Linked DNA regions of Homo sapiens: region 1 is linked to region 2. The links are chromatin contacts, found by Hi-C in ENCODE. All regions are on one chromosome and are shown on one strand. Each heading gives the region's core, a stretch centred on a gene start or an enhancer-like site at or near the end of the contact. The rest is flanking DNA. Distances are from core to core; before and after follow the strand shown. Region 1 has its middle 62 kb from the start of CD24. Region 2 has its middle 82 kb from the start of LINC02532.

The links. Hi-C counts contacts between places; a loop is a spot of excess contacts on that map. Pooled maps may share reads with other maps.
Region 1: a loop to region 2 is called in a map of PC-9, with 7 times the contacts of the local background. The contact joins two enhancer-like sites. A Hi-C loop is called at or near these places in 5 of 168 maps with a recorded cell type or tissue (Caco-2, Calu3, HepG2 and 2 more) and 4 of 50 pooled maps.

The regions. Positions count from the first base shown.
Region 1 is chr6:106,910,817-106,915,461 of GRCh38, reverse strand. No RefSeq gene overlaps it. Among named protein-coding and RNA genes, the nearest start is that of CD24, 62 kb to the left of the region's middle. RefSeq lists an enhancer at 1,628-1,697. Within about 2 kb of position 2,226, at least 7 of the 41 ENCODE cell types and tissues checked have a DNase peak (open chromatin) inside an H3K27ac peak, as active enhancers do; they include PC-9 and mammary epithelial cell, where a contact is called at or near this core.
Region 2 is chr6:106,867,632-106,872,271 of GRCh38, reverse strand. No RefSeq gene overlaps it. Among named protein-coding and RNA genes, the nearest start is that of LINC02532, 82 kb to the right of the region's middle. Within about 2 kb of position 1,376, at least 3 of the 41 ENCODE cell types and tissues checked have a DNase peak (open chromatin) inside an H3K27ac peak, as active enhancers do; they include PC-9 and mammary epithelial cell, where a contact is called at or near this core.

The sequences.
Region 1 (4,645 bases), core at 977-3,476, 42 kb before region 2:
AACTCATTTTCAAATTGTTCATTACTGTTCTATAGAAATACAGTTAATTTTTATGAATTAACCTTTTGTCTTTCATATTTGTTTTATTTACTAATAGGCACAGATTTTAAAAAATCAATCTCAAGACGTTCTACATTGATAATCATGTTATCTGTGATAAAGGCAGTGTTATTTTTTTTCTTTTCAATCTGGGTGCCTTTTATTTCTTTTTTCTTGCCTTATTTCACAGGCTAGGAACTCTGGTACAATGTTGAATAGAAGTGGTTAGAACGGACATTCTTGCTGACCTTCAGGAGAAAACATTTAGTCTTTCACCATTAACTATGATATTAATATTAATGATAAGTTTTTCTCAGATGTTCTTTGTCAAGTTGAGGAAGTTTATTTCTAGTCCTAGTTTGCTGAGAGATTTCATCATGAATGGGTGTTGAATTTTGTAAATGCTTTTTCAGCATCTATTTTTTCTTTTTATATATATATATATATATATAAATACATAAATACATATATATATATATATAAATACATAAATACATATATATTTTAAGAGACAGGGTCTCTCTATGTTGCCAGGGTGGCCTTGGACTCCTGGGTTCAACGATCCTCCTGCCTTGGCCTCTGAGAGTGCTGGAATTACAGGCGTGAGCCACCGCACCTGGACGTCAGCATCTATTAAGATGACCAGATGGGCCAAGCACAGTGGCTCACACCTGTAATCCCAGCACTTTGGGAGGCCGAGGCAGTCAGACTACCTGAGGTCAGGAGTTTGAGACCAGCCATGGTCAACGTGGTGAAACCACATCCCTACTAAAAATACAAAAAATTAGCCCGATGTGGTGGCAGGTGCTTGTAATCCCAGCTACTCAGGAGGCTGAGGCAGGAGAATCGCTTGAGTCCGGGAGGTGGAGGTTGCAGTGAGCCAAGATCGCACCATTGCATTCCAGCCTGGGCAACAAGAGTGAAGCTCCGTCTCAACAAAATAAAATAAAATAAAAAAGGCCGGGCGCTGTGACTCATGACTGTAATCCTAGCACTTTGGGAGGCTGAGGTGGACGGATCACAAGATCAGGAGATCGAGACCATCCTGGCCAACATGGTGAAACCCCATCTCTACTAAAAATACAAAAAATTAGCTGGGTGTGGTGGCGCATGCCTGTAGTCCCAGCTACTCAGGAGGCTGAGGCAGGAGAATCGCTTGAACCCAGGAGGTGGAGGTTGCAGTGAGTTGAGATCGTGCTACTGCACTCCAGCCTGGTGACAGGGCGAGACTCAAAAAAAAAAAAAAGATGACCAGATGGTCCCTCCTGTCATGAGCTTTCATTCTGTTGGTAAAGACAGACATCAAACAAATGAGAACAAAGAATGTGATGTGTGAAAGATAGAGAAGGCCCAGGGTGCTGAGAACCTAACAGGGGCCTAGTCCAGCCCAGGGCCAGAGAGGTCTTTTTCAGGAAGTGAAGTTTAAATTGAGACTGCAAGAGAAGTAGGAAACAGCTAGGTGAAAGGAGGTACAAAGCAAACAGGAGCTGAGGTCACAGGACCTGTGTTCCAAATCTGGCTCTGCCGCTTTCTAGTTAGGTGAGGAGGGGAGAGTTCCCACAGAAACTCTGAGTTACATCTTGAGTCATCCTCTTAGCATGTAAGAGACAACTTTGTGAACTTTCCTCTTGATGATAATGTGGAGGTGTCACTTTTTTTTTTCAACCACTCTGTGAGGTCCTATAAGTATCTTTTACTTTACCTCAGCAATTGTTTGTTTGTCTTCTAGTGAACAATGAGATTCGGGTAACGTATCTGATTTCTGTTCTGTCTCAGGCGCCTGGAAGTTCAGAGACAAATCTGAGCCTCTGTTTAGTGACAGAGTACGGCCTTATGCAAACACGTGTTCTAATTTTCTCCTGGTCATAACCTTTTAAAACATTTTGCATTTTTTTGACTTTATATTTTATTGAATATATTTCTTATATCCTATAGACTACTTAAATATTTTATGGAATAAAGTAGATTATAAACAAAAAATAGGTTATATAGAAATATACAAAACTGTAGAAGGGCATAAAAATAAAAACTTCAGAGAAACCACTCCCTTATTACTAAGTTTCTGGGTCACCTAACAGGCCCAGCTGCTTCTCCTTCCTTCTATGACAACTATGTGTCCTGTCCAAAGCTTCCTGACTCACCCTGTTCCTCAGGTTTTCCTTCTTCTTTCAGGCTGCCCCAGCCCATGATTAACTGTTGTTCCCAAAGCAAACACACAGATCCTTTTTGCTTTAGGCATTTTGAAAAGGTTGTGTTACTGGAAAGTATACTAGGAAGATAATAGAAGAAGCAAACATGAGGAAATTAAAAAGATTCCAGAAAGTTCCCAAGGCCTTACTTGTTCCTGGTCCCTGACTTATGCTTTCTCACTTTCTTTCAATATGGCACTTAGACGAGCCTTTTGAATTTCTGTTCAGCCTTTTCCTCCCACAGTATAACACTTAAAACTCTCTTCCTCATGGTGTGCACTTAGCCCCTTTAAAGGTTCATCTTCCACTCCAGAGGCCCATGAGGACAATCAAGGCCAGACAGTGGCTGCCTCCCATCTTCATAGTAACTTGCTTTTATGAAGACCTCAGGACTTGAGCAGCCCAAGAGGATTAAACCCCAGTGGGCATTTCCTTGCATTCTGTATCTCTTAATGTAATCTCTGTGACTCCCCAAGGTCAAGGCTCTACATCTTAGGTGCAAAATGATTGTGGTTTTGTTGTGATGGCCGCTGGAAGCTCTGCAGTCATCAAGGCAGCAGTGCTAGAACCTGGTAAGAGTGCCGAGGTGAGAGAGCGGGTGGGCAGGGAGGGTGATGCTGGCATTGCTGGGGCAGGCGAGCTGGGGCCTTCGTGCATGTTAGTATGGAGGGCTTCTTCTACCAAGTTTTCAGAGCCATGGGTGGAATGGTGTAGTTCCTGGGCTTCTGCCCTCACCTCCTGGAACTTGCTGAACCCCTCTTCCCTGGCCTGGGTCTCCCTCCCCAAACCAAACAGTGCATGGATATGGCTTCTTCTACTCAAAATCATCTTCAAAATTGCCTTGTGACCAGTCACTCCAGCCAAAGAAAGCAGATGGAGTCTTTCACTAGCAATTCTTTATAGGATCTTATGTTTACTCCATCTTTGGAACACTCAGTCTTTCCTGCCAGGTGCTAAATCCTCTTTATGTTGTGCAACACCCTAAATAAACAGTATATATGCCAATGGGAGTGAATTTCCAGAGGAATTCTGATTTTGTTATTCTTTCTTCATGCCATGTTTTGTTTTTAAAAGACATCAAATTTCCTTTCTTTGCTGACAAATTCCTATCTCTTACCTTTCATTTAACAATGGAACCAAAATGGGAAGCTTTGCCTCAGAAAGCCCTATGGGTAAAATTCTCAATACTGAGAAAAATAAAACCTAAGCCCCACCCCCACCCCCCCCCAAGTAACTGAATGAATCCCATCTTGGCCAAGGGGACTGCAAAGAAACCTTGAAACCTGAGTTCCTGGCCATGATGGGATGGGAGGTCTGACAGGTCAGACATGCCTCATTATACCCCCTCCCTTGATAACTGCCATTAGTCTTTCTTCCCTAAAGATTAAACAGAAACCAACCCTTTTGAAAGACTCCACTGTGGATATCAAACAACTCCCTGACACTGCCCCTCCCTTTTTGTGGTTTTGACACACTGATAAGCCTGCCTTCCTGATAAGAGACCACTGCCTGTGGAGTGGTCCTGGCCAGTCTACAGATGATGTGCACTGAATACCTTCATGTCCTCTGCTTCGCCTTTTGACATTAGAAGGCCCAAAACTCCATCCTTGGATCCATGAAGAGCATAAAGTTCAATTACACAGGGTTGTGTTTCTCCTTTTGTAACTATTCATGACTCGTCTTAAAGTTTATTCAATATGTATATTCGGTCACGCTGCTCAGCATAAATTCCTGTTCCCTTTACTCCTCCCTTGAAGTGCTGTTTCTGGCTTCTGACCAGAAGCTACACTTCCCAGCCTGTTAGAACGGCTACCTTGCAAACTGCAACCCTTTATGAGAAATAAAGTTCTCCTTTCCAAATTTATCAACCTCATGATTCTTCAGTTGACAGTGTGTTAAAATACCTACCAAGCAGTGCTGCACCAAATAGCTGTTGAATATTGAATCACTAAGAAGCAGCACGGATACCTTGGGCAAGCAGCAGCATCTGGCCTTGTTTACTTCCCTGAGCTGCAACTAGAGGGACGGGGCCTCCTAGGGGAGTGCAGTTCCTGGAGAGGCTTCTGTGAGTGCCCCATGTCATATTTGTGTTCTGGAGAAATTTGGCTAGAGTCAACACTCAGGAGGAAGTTTTAAGAACAAAGGGAAATGTGACAAAAGATCCATGGGTAGGTTTTCTTAGGAATCCAAAGAGGCCATTAAATAAAAGGCTGCTTCCTTTATTTTAGGCTACTGGTATATTTTTACACATAGAAAATGACAAAACAGAGTTGCAAAATATTCATTTAACCATAAACTTTCATACTTACAAACACAGTGTTTTGTGTTTAATTTCCTTTGACAATAATGTTGTGTGTATAATTCCATTTGACAGTAGTATTAAAAGCAGAACTACACGGATGGTGGGGTCAGGTTAA
Region 2 (4,640 bases), core at 127-2,626:
GAGAAGGAAGGGAGTGGGCCACAGTGTGGGGCCTACAGCCTACCCAAGGGCCTCCAGCTCCTGAGAGCAGGCAGCTCTCCGGTGTTGGCATGCACTTCCCAGGATCTAAAGGAGAGATCTTTATCTCTTCTCAGGCCATGCACCGGCATATACACAGCTTCAGGGCAGAGACAGCTGGAAAAGTGTGTCCAGGGCAGAGGCAGCTGGAAAAAAAGTAAGTATTCATACTCCTTTTTTTTTTTTTTTTTTTTTTTTGAGACAGAGTCTCCCTTAGTTGCCGAGGCTGGACTGCGGTGGCACAATGCCGGCTCCCTCCCTCTGCCTTCCGGGTTCAAGCGATTCTCCTGCCTCAGCCTCCTGAGTAGCTGGGATTACAGGCATGTGCCACCACGCTCGGCTAATTTTTGTATTTTTAGTAGAGACGGAGTTTCATGTTGGCCAGGCTGGTCTTGAACTCCTGGCCTCAAGAGATCTGCCCGCCTTGGCCTCCCAAAGTGCTGTGATTACAAGCTCTATCCACTGAGCCTGGCCCATAAGTTTCTTCTAATACACAAACAAAGCTCAGCTGTTGGGCTGCACTGGGCTGCTTGGGTTGTGGATGGAGAAAAACATCAGAAAATTATCCAAATTAGGATGAAAAAGTTCAGTAAGAAGTGAGAGCAGAGGTGGAGAAGGCAAGAGTATGGGAGAAGATGAGAGGGACTTAGGGAAGCAGCTGTCTTCATGACAGGCCTAGGGGAGAAGATTTTCCAGCTAGGATTTGAGAGTGTTTCTCTGTGTGTTATAGGAGTGTAATTCCTCTTTCTGGGCTACAGCCCCCTGCCCTGAGACTTCCAGGAAATGTAAAATGACTCTTTAAGATGTTTTACATTCAGATTTTCTTTTTTCTGCCACCTGGTGCTAAAATGGGCCTAGGGAAGGCCCAGGCTTAGGTTGAACTGGCAGGAAAAGCTTTTCTCAATAACCAGAATCAAGTGGCTCTGCTGACAGCCCTCGGTTTTCAAAGGATCTTGCCAATGGGAAGGATTATGCATAGTGATAGGCAGAGTTAATATGTAGCAAAGTCTTGCAGATGGTTGGAAATGCAGGCCCAACAGATTCTTCCCTCATAAAAAGTGCCAACAGTTTCTTCCCTCATCTCTAATGAATGAGTAATTACAAAGCACCTTCCCATCCATTGTTCCACCTTTGTACCCACGATAACCTATTGAACTAGGCATGGTAAACTAATACAACTCCTACTTAGTAGACAATGTTCAGTGACCTGCCCAATTCACAGAGCTAAGAAGGGCCAGACCTGGGCAAGAATCCAGATCTTCTGACTCAATTTATCTTCATTTGTCTAGGCTCCTTGCCATCTCAGTCTGTCTACCGACAGTAGCACCCCTTCATTCTACCTCCCTGCACTCCCCTCCACCCCCTTGATCATCCCAGGCTTGAATATGGAAGTTGAGGTTTTAGGTCCAAGTGCAACAGAAAACATAATGGCTAAAAAGCCCAAGAGCCTTTTTGCATGTTGCATATATCTTAATGGGAGATATAGAGCTTTTTGTTATTAGTGGGACCTGGGCTCAGTAAATTTGGGGTGATATAACTTACCTATAAATTATAAAATCCAGGAAATAAACCACAAGATAAATACCTCACCCTTCTCCATGTGCCATGCCTTACAATCAACCTGTTGTGGGAAATAACTGGAAGTGAGGGATTAGTCCCCTGAATACATAGAACATTATCTTCTGTATTTTTATTTTTTAGAGACAGAGTCTGGCTCTGTCACCCAGGCTAGAGTGCAGTGGTGTGATCATAGTTCATTGTAACCTCAAACTCCTGGGCTCAACCATTCTTCCACCTCAGCTTCCTGAGTAGTTGGGACTACAGGCATGTGCCACCATGCCCGGCTACATTGAACATTATCTTGACAATGCTCCCTAACCATATAAAACAAAATACTTCAAAACCATCAAGGCATATTTGGAATTCTCCAAGCATACTCAAGGTAAGTATCTGCCTCAGGCCTGTTTAGTATTTCTATCAGCAGCTTGAAAAGTAATGTGAAAGGAATGTTCATAGATTGTTCATAAGGCCAAAGCTGAGAGAGATGGCTCATTTACTGTGTGTAGTTATGGGGAGGCAAAGCTGTAATGCCAGGAGGCCACATATTGAGCAGCTTCTGTGTTCATCCAAACATTTTCAGCTCTCAGGCCCTAGACCTGCTCATTTCCAAGCAGTTTCAACTTCTTGGATATCATGGCCACATCCTGGACCTTGCTATTACTCAGGACTGCTTCAGCTCATGCACTTCCAGCATCATGCTCTCTAAGCACAGTCTTTCAGCTCTTGTTTCTGACTCTCTATTTCACCTATTCTGAACGCATCCACTTCTTGTTGCTACCAACTTCCTTTCTTTCTACATTAGTGAGTCCCACCACTTCCTACCTAGCTTCAAGTCAGAAACTTGGATATTCCCCTCCTATTCCCCTTACTACCCCAGACTTGAATATTGAAGGAGTTCTGAATATACTACCTCACCCTTATGCCAATTTGTCATAAGGAGTGTTTTGCGCTGGAGGCAACTAAGAAGCAGCCAACGTAGGAAGAGCTTTTTGCCTTCCCCCTCTCTGTCTAAAAGCAGGACATAAATTTCCCTATGTGAAGGTGTTCCCCCTCCCCTTTCCCGTATCAGAGAAGAACAACCCTATCACTGCAGACAGAAAAATTGGCACTAAGATGGGACCGCACAAACAAACCTTACTAAAATAAAGCCCCAGCTGTCATTAGTTTCCCTCATATATTTACCTTTCAGCAATTCATCACCTCTAGAAGCCCAAACCCCCTTTCCTTCGTCTTGTCACTTCTTCACAACTTTATCACACTTTGTTAAAGTGGTATATAAACCCCTGGTCTAACTGCCTCTTTTGATCTTTTCTTTTTCTCCATGAAGACCTTTGCGCACCTAATAAAATTACACTATTTACATCAAATACAATTTGTAGCTAGGTATGGTGGCACGTACCTATAATCTTAGCTACTGGGGAGGGTGAGGTGGGAGGACTGAGGAGTTTGAGACCAGCCTGGGCAACATAGTGAGACCCTGTCTCTTAAAAAAGAAACACACACACACACACACACACACACACACACACACACACACACACACGTAAGCCATTTTTCTTGTTAATTTGTCTTTTCTCAGTTTAATTTATAGGTCCCACTCATTTAATATAAGAGGGTAGAGGAAAGTCCTTTTCCTTCCCTACAATATGAAATTTGAATTTATCAGATTTTTTGCTCCCTATATCAACTGCTTACCAGATTCTGTAGATAAGTCTATCCCCTATCCCTTGTTTCTATTCCCATAACTGCCCCCATGCCAACCGTTCCAATGTAATTGATGCACCTGCCAGGTCTGCTTGAGGATCTCACTAAAAGCCACCAGGAACATCTACATACTACTTTCAGAATCCCCTTGAGCTCCTTCCTGCTTTTTTGATTCCTCTGATCATCAGCCTTAATTGAGGCACTATATCTTCCACCCAACTTCTTGGAGTGGCCTTGGTATTCCTGGAGGGAAGAACATTGAACCCTCACTGGGCCTATCTAAGAATAAGTCTTTATCACATCTTGCAAAACTATGGCAAGCATTCTCAGACCTTCCTACCTGCCTCTTTTATTTCCTTTCTTTTCACCCAGGCTGGAGTGCAGTGGCATGATCATAGCTCACTGCATCCTCAAACTCCTGGGCCTAAGTGATCCTCCTACCTCACCCTACTAAGTAGCTGGGACTGCAGGCACACACCACCATGCCTGGCTAATTAAAAAAATTTGTTTTGTACAGATAGGGTCTCACTATGTTGCCCAGGCTGGTCTCAAAATCCTGGGCTGAAGCAATCCTTCTGCCTTGGCCTCCCAAAATGTCGGAATTACAGGCATGCACCACCACACCCAGCCTCTGGTTTTGATTACTTCACTCTCCTGCCTGAAACACTAGGAGATACTGAAGGTAGAGAAGCCAACTAAGTTGGAGCACCAAGTTCCACGTGTTGGGAATAATCAGAATAAAAAAAAAATCACAGAACAGGAGTCTGGCAATGGAGAGAGGAGTTTGAGTTAAAAAAAACATGGGAATCAAAACATTGCTGGAGTCAAGCCTCACAGGTGGGTCCACCTGGCTTCAAGGGCAGAGATGGCCTGAACCACTTGGAAATAGTAAGAAATGTTTTATTTTCCAGTATTTCTTTTACTTTTGGGACCTGTTTTGGAGAGGAATTGAGTGAATAAACAATGTGGGTCTCAGATAAAGAGCCATCTTGCACCCTGCCCCTCTCTGGGCTCAGCCTTCTTTGGAGGACCTATGAGAGAAATGGTTTTGTGATGTGTTGAGCTCGACAAGGCCTCAGTTGGTCTCCTAGCATTTCCATCACCACTTAAAAGAGGCATAGAAGACAGACAGATGAGGGATGTTGGGACTCAGAAACCAATATCCCAAAATATGTTCTCAAACTGATATTTCAAAATAAGTATGTTTACTTTGACATACTGAACTGATGAAGAATCCTCAAAGTCTCTCTAAGCCACCCCCCTCAACCCTCACCGACTCCCTCAAAGCGAGGCTAAAGTTCCTTTATCAGTCTAAAGTC